Linked DNA regions of Homo sapiens: region 2 is linked to region 1. Evidence: read pairs that join two places in POLR2A ChIA-PET (ENCODE). Cell type or tissue: Panc1. All regions are shown on one strand. Each heading gives the region's core, and the rest is flanking DNA. Links, peaks and the distances in the headings are about the cores only.

Evidence for each region. ChIA-PET counts read pairs that join two places held together with the same protein. Peaks named below come from ENCODE experiments on the same cell type or tissue, not always from the same donor. Only the 100,000 strongest peaks of a DNase experiment are listed, where the experiment ranks them.
Region 2: POLR2A ChIA-PET joins it to region 1 with 6 read pairs; 2 of 35 experiments call an interaction of 5 or more read pairs at or near these places.

Annotation. Positions count from the first base shown.
Region 1 is chr15:100,756,249-100,763,606 of GRCh38, forward strand. The region is part of intron 2 of LOC105371024 (a long non-coding RNA gene); the gene reads left to right. Among named protein-coding and RNA genes, the nearest start is that of GCAWKR, 90 kb to the right of the region's middle. In Panc1, for the core only: no CTCF peak of the experiment used is centred there; a DNase peak (open chromatin) is centred at 3,543; H3K4me3 peaks cover 1,306 bases; H3K27ac peaks cover 2,902 bases.
Region 2 is chr15:100,652,775-100,660,132 of GRCh38, forward strand. No RefSeq gene overlaps it. Among named protein-coding and RNA genes, the nearest start is that of ASB7, 54 kb to the left of the region's middle. In Panc1, for the core only: no CTCF peak of the experiment used is centred there; no DNase peak of the experiment used is centred there.

The sequences.
Region 1 (7,358 bases), core at 1,265-5,264:
TGTGAAGGTGGTTAATCAATGTGCATGTGGATGAGGGCTATTTGCATTTTTTTCTGATATATCTGCTCATAGCTCTGGCTTATTTTTCTATGAGATTCTTAGTCTTTTTCTTCTCTCTTTTAAGAAACTCTTTCACAATCTATTTTTCCTTTTTCATTTATTTATGGTGTTTTTGTTTGTTTTTTTTTTCATGCAAAAGTTTTCCTCTGTTTATATGCTGTCAAATTTGTCAGTCTTTTCCTTAATTGCTTCTGGATTTTCAGTCATAGTTTAGGAACATTTTTCCCCCACCCTGAATTATCAGTAATTTATTCATTTTTTATTTTATATGATTTCTTATTATTCCATAATATTAAATATTTAATCTCTGAACTAATAAGAAGTTATCTTTGTATACAGGGTGAGAAACAAATCAGTTTTCTCTTTTTTTTCTGTAGCTATGCAGGTATTATTCCAGTGCCACTTATTTTAAAAGTCTATTTTTTCTCCACTGATTTGAGATGCTTCCTTTGGTGTATATTAAATTTCCATGAGCGGTTGAGCCTATTTCTGGATTTTTCTATTCTGTCCCATCAGTCTGTGCACCAGTTCTATACTGTTCTTTTAAATGATAAAAACTTTGTAATATGTTTTAATATTTGGTAACGCTAGTTTCTCCACATTGTTTTTTCAGATTTTCCTGGCTATTTCTGCTTGTTTGTGCTTCAATTAAACCTTTGAATCAGCTTGCCTAGCTCCAGAAAAAAAGCCATAATATTTATTGAGAACATGCCAAATTTATAAATTATTTTAAAATAAATTGATATCTTTTTGATGTTCAGTCTTCCTATCTACGAACATGGTATATCTCTCAATTTCCTTAATTACACTTTTGCATCTTTCACAAAAGTTTCATATTTTCCTTGAATAGGTTGCACATTTCTCATTAAGTTTACACTAAGGTCTTTTTTCTCCCTATCAGAAATGAGATCTTCCCTTTTATTATTCCTCCTAGATGGCCTTTGTTTATAGATATGGAGGCTTTGGCTCCTGTTTATTCATTTCATAGCCTGCTATTTTACTGAATTGTCTTATGGTTTGCCTTAGCTTTTCCAGTGATTATTTGGGGACTCTCCTAATATATCATCATATCATCTACACAGATTTTTTTTTATTGTTATTGTTTCCTTTCAAATTGATCTGCTTGTAGTTATTTCCTCTTTTTCTTTCTTTGGCTAATCCCTCCAATACAACTTTATACAGTAATGATGATAGTGAACATCTTTGCCTTGGTCCTGATTTCCTGATTCTATTTGCTTAGATTTTCTTTAACATTTTCCTATCAATGTTAGTGAGTGAGATTGGTCTGTAGTTTTACTTTTAGTTAAACTCTTTGTCAAGTTTTCAAACCAGTAATACTCTTGGCTTTGTAAATAATTGGAAGTTTCCCTCTTTTCCTGTGGAGTGGAGTAATTTGAGAAGCACTGAGAAATGATTTGGACTTGATGCCCTTTGGGGGCGTCTAGGAGGAGCTCTAACTATTTTCTCTATCACTTCTATGATCATTGGTCTGTTCAGACTTTTGGAAGAAAAGACTTTAGAGGAACTACTTCTGAAGAGTTGTTACTTGTGGGAATTGAAGAAAGAAATGCAAATATTCTTTGTAGCTCAGGAACCATGGAAACTGGTTTTATTGGAATATGACTTTGCTTTTATGCCTCAAACACTTAGAAAGAAGGAATAGTTTTTCCTCACAACTTGGTGTTAGTACTTCTTGGAATTAAAATGTCATGGAGAATATGTTATGAAACAGATAGTGCTCTGTAAGTCCCATCTTTTCTTGGGAACAAATATTAATATGAATTCCTATGTATGTATTACAGGAAAGCTGGGGCTCCAAAGAGCACCAAGTACATACTTTTCTTTCTTTCTTTTTTTTTTTTGAGACAGAGTCTCGCTCTGTTGCCCAGACTGGAATGCAGTGGCTCAGTCTTGGCTCACTGCAACCGCTGCCTCCCAGGTTCAAGTGATTTTCCTGCCTCAGCCTCCTGAGTAGCTGGGATTACAGGTGCCTGCCACCACACCCAGCTAATTTCGTTTTTGTATTTTTAGTAGAGACGGGGTTTTACCGTGTTGGCCAGGCTGGTCTCGAACTCCTGACCTCAGGTGACCTGCCCGCTTCAGCCTCCCAAAGTGCTAGGATTACAGGAGTGAGCCACAGCCCCTGGCCACAGTAAATGTTTAATGAATGTTCTTTTTTTGACCGGGAATCTGACTCTGTCACCCAGGGTGGAGTGCAGCAGTGCCATCTCAGCTCATTGCAACGTTTCCGCCTACCCCGGGTTCAAGTGATTCTCCTGCCTCAGCCTCCAGAGTAGCTGGGATTAGAGACACCTGCCACCACGCCTGGCTAATTTTTTTTTTTTTTCTATTTTTAGTAGAGATGGGGTTTCTCCATGTTGGCCAAGCTGGTCTCGAACTCTTGACCTCAGGTGACCCGCCCACCAAGGCCTCCCAAATGCTGGGATTATGGCCATGAGCTGCCACACCCGGCCTGTATGCTTCAACTTCATGTCATTTCAGGAGTTAAGTAAATAGATCAATGTTTAATTTTGTTTAAAATCTCTAGTAGAGTTAATAATGCATTAAAATTATGATGATTATTTTTGAACTCTCTTGTTGACATTTGCCAAATTAGGATAGTTTAATTATTTGGGGTTTGCAATTTTGCGCTGAAAGGCACATCATGGGGTTTAAGTGCCGTTTCTGTTTTACTCTTAAGAGATCACAATCCTCCACTCTTACTCCTCACTTGCTTTTTCTCTAGATAATAATTTCCACTAGAACTTTGGGGAGCTCAGCAGATGCAATTGGATTTTTTTGTCCAAACTAATGACTTGTTTCTGGAAAGAAAACTGTTACCATCAACGGGATTCTTTTTCTTTTTTAAAACATTATACAGTGTTTGGTTCAGGCCAGCGGTGTGGGATGGGATTTAGTCTCCGGATTTGCCAAGATGTTTATGCAGCAGGAATGTTACTTATGTAAGCCTGGAAGCGCTCCTGATGTGCTATAGCCTCCTCTTCCATCACAGCTTTTTTTCATTAAGAAGTTGATCTTCCTTTCATGATACCACATTAAGTGGCTGAAAGGAAAAGAAAAAAATTGTTTACTGTACTAAATAACCTAACTCTCCGCAAAGCATCCATTTGGTTAAAGGAACTGCAAGGAGCTCTGGAAAACGGGGCTGAGAATTGTTTTGATGCTCTCAGCTTGGCCCCTCACTCACTTCCTGTTGCTCTCTAGTTGCAATCAAACTCATATGTGGGAAAATAGAAAATGCTTTTAAAAGAAAAGAAAGATGAATTCACAAACAAGCAAAACACCCTCTTTTACATTTTTTCTGGGGACTGAAATTTCCATGTAATGGAAAAGTGTCAAATGAGAGAAATCATCAACGCTAAACATGAATGAAACACAAATAAAAGCTATATGTGAGAAGCTAAGGAAGAAAAGGGTTAAACTCACCCTGCCACAGATGAGTAAATATCTACATGTTTATATAACCAACCAACAAACTCACTGAGAGCAAACAGGACATTGTGAGGTGAAAACAGAGCTGTGAAAGTCGGACACTCCCAGCCCTCCCGGCTTATCTCATCCTCTGCTTTTCTGTGGATGCTGCCCTATGAGTCAGACGAGATGAGAAACTTTAATCATTCTAAGCAGATGTGTATCAGCACTCTCTGATAAAAGCATGCCAGCACACTGCACCAGTCTGTATCGGCACCCATCCTCCAACAAAGCAATGGTCCCTCAACCAAGACGGTAACAGCTCAGGTTAGACTAGCCCAGCGACCCCTCCCTGGGCTGTTCTGTGACATCAGCAGTGCAGAGACGGAGATTCTTCGCAGAGGGTCCTAGGCTGGGCTTGAAGCATCAGTAGGTGTTTACCTTCTGCCCGTAGCTGTATGAACTTTCTGAATGTTGGAGGTGTGCTGCTACGTTGACGTGGTTTTCACGTGTGGGCAGTGAGTGAGGCTAGGGCCACAGTCCTGAGAAGTGGCCTCTTGCTTGAAAAAAACTGTCATTTTCATTGGACAAGAGGTGCAGCCTCAGCCCAGAAACATCATGGGGGTGGGAGTCCCTATTATTTCTTCCTTAATTATCTCTCCAACTAATATTGAGCAGCTAGATACTGGCAGGGCTGCCACATACGGCTGTGCAAGCTGCATACTGGACAAGGGTGCTGTATCCGAGACATTATTCCCACGGTAGCTGTCATAGATTTGCATGTTTATTGTGTTGATTTTCTGGAGGACACCAGGAAAGTACCTTGAATCAGGAAGTCCTGTTCCCAAGTTTCATAAAAGAGCTATATGTGCTTGAGGGACTGTGTGCACAGGGCTGGGTGTGCAGATCCAAAGATGCAGGGGAGCACAGGAGCCTTCCAGGGTTCTGGATTTTGTTGTATGTGCACCAAGGCCAAGGGGGCTAGGTGGCGAGGACCCTGCAGGATCTCCTGGGATCAAGGAAAGAGGAGGACCCTGGCCTCCCAGGACCAGGCCCCTAAAACAAGTCATATATATTGGACAGTCTGTTGAGTGGCACTACCCTATAGAAACACAACGTGAGCTGTAAATACCAGCCACGTGTCATTTCAAAGCTTCTGGTAGCCATATTTTTAAAGTGAAAAGAAACAGATTCTAATGTATATATTATCTATTATGTTAGATATATTAGATATACATATATCTAATATATATTATGTTATCTATATATCTGATATATATCTAATATCTAAGATATTATTATATATAAAAATACATATATAAATTTTGGTACAAAGTCTTTGAAATCCAGTGTGGATTTTACACTCTCAGGACATGCCAATCTGGACTAGCCACACTTAAAGGGCCCGGTTGCCTGCTGTATCTGGTGGCCCCCAGCTGCTTGTACATCTCTGGAGTCTTGCTAGCTACCATTTGAATCCTCTCTCCAGCTGAGGGTGCAGCCTCCCTTCTTGGAGCAGTCTAAGCCTTGGGTCTCTAAAGGGCCAAAAGTGTGGATGAGTGTTGGGGGTCCTTGGGCAGCCGCACCCAATGGTGTTGTGGGGCTCAAGCAGGTGGGTGCTCCTGCCCACCCCTGTGCCACACCCTGAATCACTTCCCTGGTCAGCCCCGGGGCCTGGGTGTACTTGGTTGAGTAAGTCAGCACTTTTGGGAGATGCAAGGCAAATAGAAACCCGGGACCCGGTGCTGTTCTCATCTGAGGAAGAAACCACCACAAACCACTCTTTAAGGAGCCACATGAGTGAGCAAGTTCAGAGACACAAGCAGCCACAGAACTGCGTGGCCTCCCTCCAAAACGCTAATGACGATGGTGGTCACAGTGCCATGACCACAGTTCCAGGCGTGGTGCTCGGCACTGTATCTGATTTCCACAATGCACACCAGCTCCTTGGGAGGTAGATCTTAGCACCCTGCCTTGTGAGGAGGAAGCAGAGACTCAGAAAGACAAGTGTATTGCTCAGGGTCTCATGATCCAGGCAGGGAGGCTGGCAAAGCCTCCACAGCGTCTGCTGCCTCTTCCGGGTCACCAGCAGCTGGACATGAATAGAGGTGTTATTTACACGGTCCAAAACGTTGGCCAAATCCACTGGGCAGGGTTGCCTTGGTGACCTGTTGTCCCATAGAGTCTGGCATCATTGCCAGAGCCTGCAAAAACAAAGTTAGACTGAGGTTTAGATGGCTTCGTGTGGAAGCTTCCCTGCTCATCCCTACATGTGGCACAGTATCCTGAAAGAGAAGAGCCATTGGAGTCTGTTTCAATTCTTCTCTGGGTTCATTTGGGACACTTGGGAGCAGGTGGAAGGTGCCTTGTCCCTGGCCAGGTGTAAGTCAGATCTCAGCTGTCACCTGTGAGGGCAGCCAGGACGTGGGACGGGCTTGGAGAGGAAGAGAAAGGAATGTGGGGTGATGAGACAAAGGAAGAAGAGGAGAGAGAGAGAGAGAGTGTGTGTTTCATGTGTGTTTCAGAAACAGATTGACAGTGTCAGGAGCTGAAAGAAGATGAGGACCAGTCAGCGCAGGGAGGCGAATTTTGAGAAATACCCAGCGGAGTGCTCTGAGTTGAGGCTTAGAGAAGAGACAAAAGGTTTGCAAAGCAGAGAAAGTCAGGGATTCGAACTGTGGGTGGGTGGCCCTGGGGTAGAGCCAGGGCGCCTGGGTGCAGAAATGTACTCCATGCAAGAACTTTCTGGCGGGCACAGTCGGAGGAGGGGCTGCCTCAGCAGGATGTGTTCCCCACCCCCGGAGGTGGATAAGTTTGCGCATAGTCACAACTTGGCGTGGATTACATGGACCTGGAGCTCAACGAGGTGTCCTTAGTGGGATGGAGTACTGCCTTCAGCAAGACGGCAAGAACAAAGACAAAGAGGATGCTACAGTGAACCTGGAAAGCTCTAGGTGAATCTTTTTATGAGTTTAAAAAATAAGAGTCTGTGTGATGAAAATTACAAGCCACTGATGAAAGAAATCAAGGAAGACCTAACGCATGGAGACACGTCAGGGTTCATGGATTCGAAGGCTCAGCACGACAGATGTCTCTTCTACCCAAACTGACGGCAGTTTTAACACCATTCCTATCAAAATCTCAGCAAGGTTTTTACAGATACAGACAAGCTTATTCTATAATATATATGAAAAAGGAAAGGCCCGAGATAACAATCTCTGACAGAGGAGAATGAAGTAGGAGAAACCACATACCCGGTACTGAGACTTACTACAGAGCTATAGAAACCAAGCGTGGTGCTGGCAGAGGGCAGACACACACATCAGCAGCACCGAATGGAGGCCCAGCGCTTGACACTTCCTGACCTGTGAGTGTTGACCCATCAGATGAGTTCCGGAGTCTCTTCCCCCCCTCTCCTTGCCCTTTATCCCTGGGGAAGTCCAGTGCTGACAGGGAGCTTCCATGCCACCCTGGCATGGGACAGGGGCCATCTAGGTGGCAGGCCAGCCTTCAAACCTCTGCACATCCTCACTGAATGGGGCCCCCACTCCATGTCCTCTACTGCCAACTCTTAGCCATCTCCACCTCGCTCCTAGGAGCCCCAGAAAGCTGTGAGTGCCCCCCAGGCCATTTCAGCTCTGCAGAGGACAAGTGCCACCCCACCTCTGTCCCAGTCTCCTCCAGACCGTGTCTCTCCAGATGGCCACCAGCCAGGCCACAGAGTCTCAGAGGAAAAAGGGGGTCCAAGTTCCTCTGCCTTGGCATCCCTCAACCTACCATGAGGTATCTCTGACCCCTGGAAAGTGGGGTGAGTCATCCCACAGTGCAGGGCCTGATCCTGGGGCCTCTCAGTCAGCAGGAACCCC
Region 2 (7,358 bases), core at 2,126-6,125, 100 kb before region 1:
GTATACCCCTGACAAATAGTGTTCCACGCTTTGTAATGTATTTCCTGAAGACCATGGCTGATTTGATGGATATTTCCTTATCTTGCAGAAGAACTCTGATTCCTGAGTGACAGTCAGCATTCTGAATCACATTTGAAAAGACTGAGTGATTTGCATATGGCCTATAAAAGATCATCAGTGTGGGAGTAAAACCCTGAACTAGCCCTGTTTCCCCAGTGCTTGGTCTCTCACTGTCCTGAGCGAGTATCTTACACTAAATGATTAGATGTGATCTTTAAGTCCCATTCATCCAGCTATGCCTAGAGCACCTCATGCTGCTTTTCAGTTGTGTATCTGCAAGGCAAGGGGTTGATTCATTCTGACCCATCAACTGTTGGAAGTAAAGGATCGCATTCAAGCACAGTATTTCTCTTCTTTTGCAGATGTGGCCTTTTAAAAACGTCATCATTTGTAGTTATTATAAATTTATTTTATTTGATTTTTGAGACAGAGTCTCGCTCTGTCGCACAGGCTGGAGTGCAGTGGCACAGTCTTGGCTCACTGCAACCTCTGCCTCCCAGGTTCAAGTGATTCTTCTGCCTCAGCCTCCCAAGTAGCTGGGATTATAGGTGTGCGCCACTACGCCTGGCTAGTTTTTGTATTTTTAGTAGAGATGGGGTTTCGCCCTGTTGGCCAGGCTGGTCTTGAACTCCTGACCTCAAGTGATCCGCCTCAGCCTCCCAAAGTGTTGGCATTACAGGCGTGAGCCACCACACCAGGCCTATAAATATATTTTAAATGTTGATTCCAGTATCTTGAAAATCTCACTCGGAACCTTTATGTTTCCTGTTTATTAGAGCACTGTTTTGAATTAAAAGTGTAATGTTATGTTGCATTAAGAAGTAATGAAGTGATTCACTTTTCTGTGAAACGGTAGTTTATGAATGAGAACAGAGATGGCTGAATTTGGACAATGACATTCAGTTTAAGTTGAGACATTTGGTTATGTGATGAGTAGACTGACACAGAAGTACTCCAGCTGCAGAGATTTCCTATTTTATCTGGCAAATGTAGTCATATTTTTCTTGCTGCTCAGTTTTGAGTTAATGTTGCTTTCCTTCCTCTGATAGTTTTAGGTCAGGTCACTTCTTAGTTTTCTTTTTCTTTACCAGAAAAAAGAACACTTGTGGGGCATGGACTTACTGTACATGACCATTTTAGATTTCTCTAGAGAGCTTCTAGATTTTCCCTCTCTTAATTCTGGTCACTTAACCCTTTAGTGAGGTACATGCCTGTGTACAAGGTGTAGGCTCAGCCTCATGAGGTTGTTTTAGTGTGCTGATTTTAGAGTTCCCAAATGGCTTATTTTCTCTGCCTTACCTGGGTAGAAATATAGCTTATCATTTTGGAAGAATGCCTCATTAGTTGGCTACAGCCATTTCCCATCTTGGGTAGAGCCAGAGAACAAATTACATTTCTTCCTGGTTTAACTGGCGCTCTTAAGTCATTTGCTATGAGTCCACTGGGCAGAGAGTTCCTTGAAGACAGACACTGGGTCTTGTTTGCCTGACCCTTGAACAGTATTTGCCAGCAGAATCCATTTTCTAGGGCCTCAGTGGCATGTGGCATTTGGTCCCTAGCGTGTTAACTTTGTTCCTTCAAGGCTCCAAGGAAACGGGGGCCAGGTCGTTCATAGCTTTAAGTCTCAGGTAAGTATGTCCCTCCTAATTCCTGCCACTGTTGCCTTTGGCTCTTCCTTCTTCCCTCCGCCGCCTCCCTTCAGCCTCCCTGCTGTCAGCGTCACCTGGCAGTGGAACCTAGCTACTGGTCTCGTATGGGCACTAAGACCTTCAGCAGAGACCACTGGATTCTGGTTGCCAGGAATTGTATCAGTCAGGATTCTCCCTCCCTGAGCCCCCATGGCGCTACGAGCCCCCAAAGGAGGCAGGGCAAGCCACACTCTGGATGGCTGACTCAGAGCTGCCCCCAGGCACCTGCGGCTCGCTGGAGTATCCGTGCAGGCTCCAGCTGTGCTTGGACAGCACTCTCCGTGAAGCTGGATGGGGACTGACATGCAGCCCCCGCCCCATCTCTACTCCATGTTGCTTTTTCTCCAGTGTTTCATATACGTCATGGGTGGTATCATTCTTACATAGGAAAGCCCTGGCCGACTCGGTCCTTGTTTGACCATTTCTGCCCTCTTTAGTACCTGCCTGGCACGGTGCCTTTCACACTGTGGATACTCCCACAGATTTTCAAGTGAATCCTTGTCCAAACCCTTCCTTGGGCAGGTGGGAAAGCCAGGCCTTCTTACGCTCCTAGCTGGTCCTCACCATCCCTGAATTGGTGTCACTCCTCTCCTGCTGGATCAGTTGTTTTCCACGGAATGGAAATCATCCCGTAATGAAGACAGAAATAAGAGAGTGAGACCCGTTTTGGCAGAAGTTGGCAAGGCTTAGGATTTCACATGTTATGCTTCCTGGATTTAAAGCCCACACATCTATAAAATGCCTGTAATTTCCTATAAAATGTGACCCAAGAGTTCAGCTTTAGCCTCCACCATGCCTTTCGTATAATCTTTTTTTTTTTTTTAATTGAGACGGAGCCTCGCTCTGTCACCCAGGCTGGAGTGCAGTGGTGTGATCTCGACTCACTGCAACCTCTGCCACCCGGGTTTGAGCGATTCCCATGCCTCAGCCTCCCAAGTAGCTGGGACTGCAGGTGCACACCACCATGCCCGGCTAATTTTTTTGTATTTTTAGTAGGTACAGGGTTTAGCCATGTTGGCCAGGCTGGTCTCGAACTCCTGACCTAAGGTGATCTGCCCGCCTCAGCCCCCGCAAAGTGCTGGGATTACAGGCGTGAGCCACCGCACCTAGCCGTCTTTCGGATAATCTTGACTAAAAGGAAACGTCTTGGGTTCTAGGACTCCCTTAGGAACTCCATGTGTCCTTCGCCGGCCTCAGGAGTGTGGCAGTAAGAGTTACTTCCTAGGCAAGGATGCTGCCGCTCTCAGCTCTGCCTGTCCACTGTTGATGAGGTGGGCAGGATAACTGAACACATAAGCCTGCACACACAGGCCAGTGGCATGCATACTTGGCTTGCTTTTTCTTTTAGCTTTCATGACAGGCAGCTAAGAGATTGATATACTGCCATCCTTTCATCATTTTTTACGATCCCTCACATTTATAACACACGCTTCCACTGAAAAGAGAAAAAGAGACTTGGGGAGGAGTAGAGAGAAGAACTTGGATATTTCATCTTAAAATAAAGTTGAAATAAATATCCTTGTATCTGATAGCACCCGTTGGGTGGTTGTATACATTTTACAGTTGACATTTACTTATGTGGAGTCTTCTCCTGACGTTTCTATAAGAAGCTGATAAATTATCAGTTTGTGAAATCATTAGGCAAGTAAAAAGTAAGATTGCCAATTTCAGTGTGCTGATTTCAAGACTCATGTCATTAGAGTTTATCCTAATTTATCAGCCTTTGAGACTAAGATAGTGATGCTTTATCCCAGAACTGTTGACTCAAATATACTATATGTAGAGCATCTTCAGGTTCTGTGTTTAAAATTACAGTGCACATGTCAATGACAAGGTGATCATGTCTCTTTTGCAACTTCCTGTCAAACCTAATACCAGGTAGATTTGAAAGTCACCACCCCCACCACCCCAGCCTCCCAGCCCCATCCCTGGCAGGTGTTTCTAGGGCATGAGGTGTAGTGGCTCAGCCCTCGCCTGCTGGGGTAATACCAGTGGAGTAGAGATGAACAGCCCTTGCCTCCTACCTATCCTTGTCAGGAGAGCCTTCCCTGAGAGGAATGGAGCGGGACACACAGCAGCAGTCCAACGACAGATTCTAAGGTGGGCCTGGCGCCTGGGATGGAGACAGGCAGCGGTGACAGCAGCAGCATCCTTACCCAGGAGCCCCTCAAAGATGAGGGCACAGCATCTTGTCTGGGGCCAGGAGAGCTCTGCCACCATGCCCTGCCTGCACTGGAGGCCTAGAAAGCAGCTGCTGCTTTGCTACAACCTGTTCAGGACTCATCTTTAGTCCTGCTTCTTGTGAAGTCTGTTCTCAGGATACATTTGTCCTATAATGTGTAAATGACATAAGCTTACCACCCACCGCAAGGGGTGTGTGCGTTTACATTAAAGCCTTAGATGAATGGGGATGAGGTTCTGGTACAAGGCATGCTGGTGCCGGGTGCAGTGGCTCACACCTGTAATCCCAGCATTTTGGGAGGCTGAGGCGGGCAGATCGCTTGAGGTCAGGAGTTTGAGACCAGCCTGGCCAACATGGTGAAACCCCATCTCTACTAAAAATATAAAAAGTTGCCGGGTATGGTGGTGGGTGCCTGTAATCCCAGCTATTAGGGAGGCTGAGGCTGCAAGAATCACTTGAACCCAGAAGGTGGAGGTTGTAGTGAGCTGAGATGGCGCCACTGCACTCCAGCCTGGGCAACAGAGCGAGACTCTGTCTCAAATAAAACAAAAAAGCATGCTGGGGAGGAAACTATAGCTCTGCCTCATCCACATCCACGGAGGGAAGGCTGGGCCTGTAGCTCCTCTTCAGAGAGATCAGCTACAATTGTGCAGGCCAAGGCGGGCTTCATTGTTCACGGCCTGTGGATTTACAGTAACCTATGCTCGAATTTTCTAGACTTTCCATCCCTTTCATCCCACCAGAGGAGGTGGCAGAGAGGCCGGTGCCCAGGCAGGAGTGTAGTCTGTGAGTCTGCGGGCTGGGGAGAACAAAGGACAAGTTTCCATCCTGCTGCACACCCAGTCTGTACCCAGGACAGCAGTGGCCTCTAAGGCCAGCTTCTTTGGGCGTTCCTGTTCCAGTTGGGAGGGTGCCCTTTCCCTCCACCTTCCTTGCCTTTGGGTCTGTCTGTGTCCTTGGGAAACTCCTGGTTGGAAGGGTTGCCCCACAATTCCTCTTTGTAATGAGGAAACTGGTTTGTCTGCCACTTTGGAAGCCCCCTGGAAGGCAGGGATCTGGCCTTAGGCTTGCGGCCCAGCAAAGAGCACGGCGCTGTGTGTGGTCCCTGACTGGCAGATGTTTGGTGAGTGAGGGCAGGCCCCTGGTCCTAACCCTGGTGCCAGGGAGAGAACTGGAAAGGAATCAGTGATTTGTTCATGTACGCACTCCTAACCTACATCCTTCCCATGCGTCCTGACCACCGCCCCCTCCCCACCCCACAGTGGGTGTTCCGGTCATTTCCACAGGTGAAGAGGTGGAGGGGTGTCTTCCCTTCTCTGCCCACTTCCTCAGGGCCCCTCACTGGGACGGCTTCCCCAGGCTCCTGAGCTGGCGTAGCTCACCCTCCTGGCTCCCCATGGGCCTGTTTTGTGACATGTGTCCTGCTCTCCTGCTGTGTGTGTGTGTGTGTGTGTGTGTGTGTGTGTATGTTCATTGTGTGTGTGTGTGTATGTTCATTGTGTGTGTGTGTGTGTGTATGTTCATTTGTGTGTGTGTGTGTGTGTGTGTGTGTGTGTGTGTGTGTGTTCATGCTCCTCGGGGCTCCAAATTCAGGGCTGGGAAGCCCCTCTGAGGGGAGACACATGACCCTTCCCAGGAAGCAGGTCTGTGGCGTTGTCACCATGTCCAAGGGGCCTGTGATCTCAGCAGTGTTAAGCCGCCGCACATGGGTGCCCCTGTGATAGTTCCCGAGCATCTGCCTGCTCTGCTGAGCTTGCCGACGTCAGGTGACTTGAGTGTACCACACAGGGCCTGCCATCTCCTGCCTTCTGGACCTCAGGTCCCCACCCCGAGGCCCTGCCTCAGGCTGGGTGGGTTTGGAGACCTTGGGCCATGTGGGTTCAGAGGCCTCAGGCTGAGTGAGTTCGGAGGCTGCCCCCGTGTTCCCCGAGTTCTCCCCCAGCTCTCTTTATGCTTCTTCACTGAACTCCACATGGGCCCTGTTTTAGATGTGCAGAGAGAGTCTGTCAGCACTCAGGAGGGGGCCTCCAGGCGGGGAGCGAACATCAAGACTGAAAGAGCCTGGAGGGCTCCCCGCTGGTGGCGATGCTGGGCTTGACCCTGGGGCTGCGTTGCTGCCGGTCCACTGTGCCCTCCTTTGCCCCGACGACTTGCAGGCCCCTATGTTGCAATAACCAGGCTGGCTTCCTCTGCAGAAAGGCCTTTGAAGGGAGACTCTCACAGCTGTGAGGGGATGCAACAGCGACGTCGAGTGTCTTGGTGATGAGCTGTGACATTCTGGTCACCAGGGTGTGCTCACCTGCCTGGAAGGAGCCCCCACCCCCAGGAGAGCCACTATGTAACCGATGCCAGGCCCTGCAGTGACTGGTGGCCGGGCAGGGTGGGGATGCCGGCACCTGAGTTCGGTTGCTGCCTCATCCGTGAGCCGGGCTGGCTCCCAGGTGTTGAAGTCCTCGTGGCATGCACTTCTGGACAGCTTTGTGCCTTGAGATAAAAAAGCACAGGCCGGGCGCTGTGGCTCACACCTGTAATCCTAGCACTTTGGGAGGCGGAGGCAGGTGGATTGCCTGAGCTCAGGAGTTCGAGACCAGCCTGGGCAGCACGGTGAAACCTTGTCTCTACTAAAATACAAAAAATTAGCCGGGCTTGGCGGTGTGCGCCTATAGTCCCAGCTACTCCAGAGGCTGAGGCAGGAGAATTGCTAGAACCCGCGAGGCGGAGGTTGCAAGTGAGCCGAGATCGTGCCACTGCACTCCAGCCTGGGCGACAGAGCGAGACTCCGTCTCTAAAAAAAATTTTTAAAAAGCATGTATATAGGCTCCGCGTGGAAACATCCAAACCGTGTGTTATATGAGGAGCCTTTGAGAATTCTGTAGAAACACTTACTCATGAAGCCTATAATTAAGTAACTTTGGCTAGCTTCATGGAAATGCTTGATGTTTAGGAAGTTATTAGAGGGTTCAAAAAAAAAAAACCCTACCCTGAGATTAACCGATACCATTACTTCCTACTCCATCTAACAATTATTTAATTAAAAAGTACTCTAATCACCTTGTGTTTTAGTGGGCAGTAATAAAAAGCCTGCTTAGTAGAAGCTCATCTTTGCATGACATGCACTTTGAGAGATTTTTCAGGTCAGAGTCTATCCCCTGGAAGTGATACAGACCCTGAGAGGAGTCCCACGGTGCTTCTAACTCAAGCCTAACCCCCGTTCGGTTCTGCCCTGGTGTTCCTTACTGCACATGTTCACGAAATCCCAGGAGGGTTTAGAAATGACCCTGGTGAGTGCCGCTAGCTCATTCGACACATACTTTTTGAGCACCTATGCTGAAGGACCAGATTTGTGCCAGCACTTGGAAGGAGCCCGCGTGGGAGCCCAGATGGTGGGCGAGAGGACAGAAGCAGGGCTGGCACGGGAAGATTGGGCT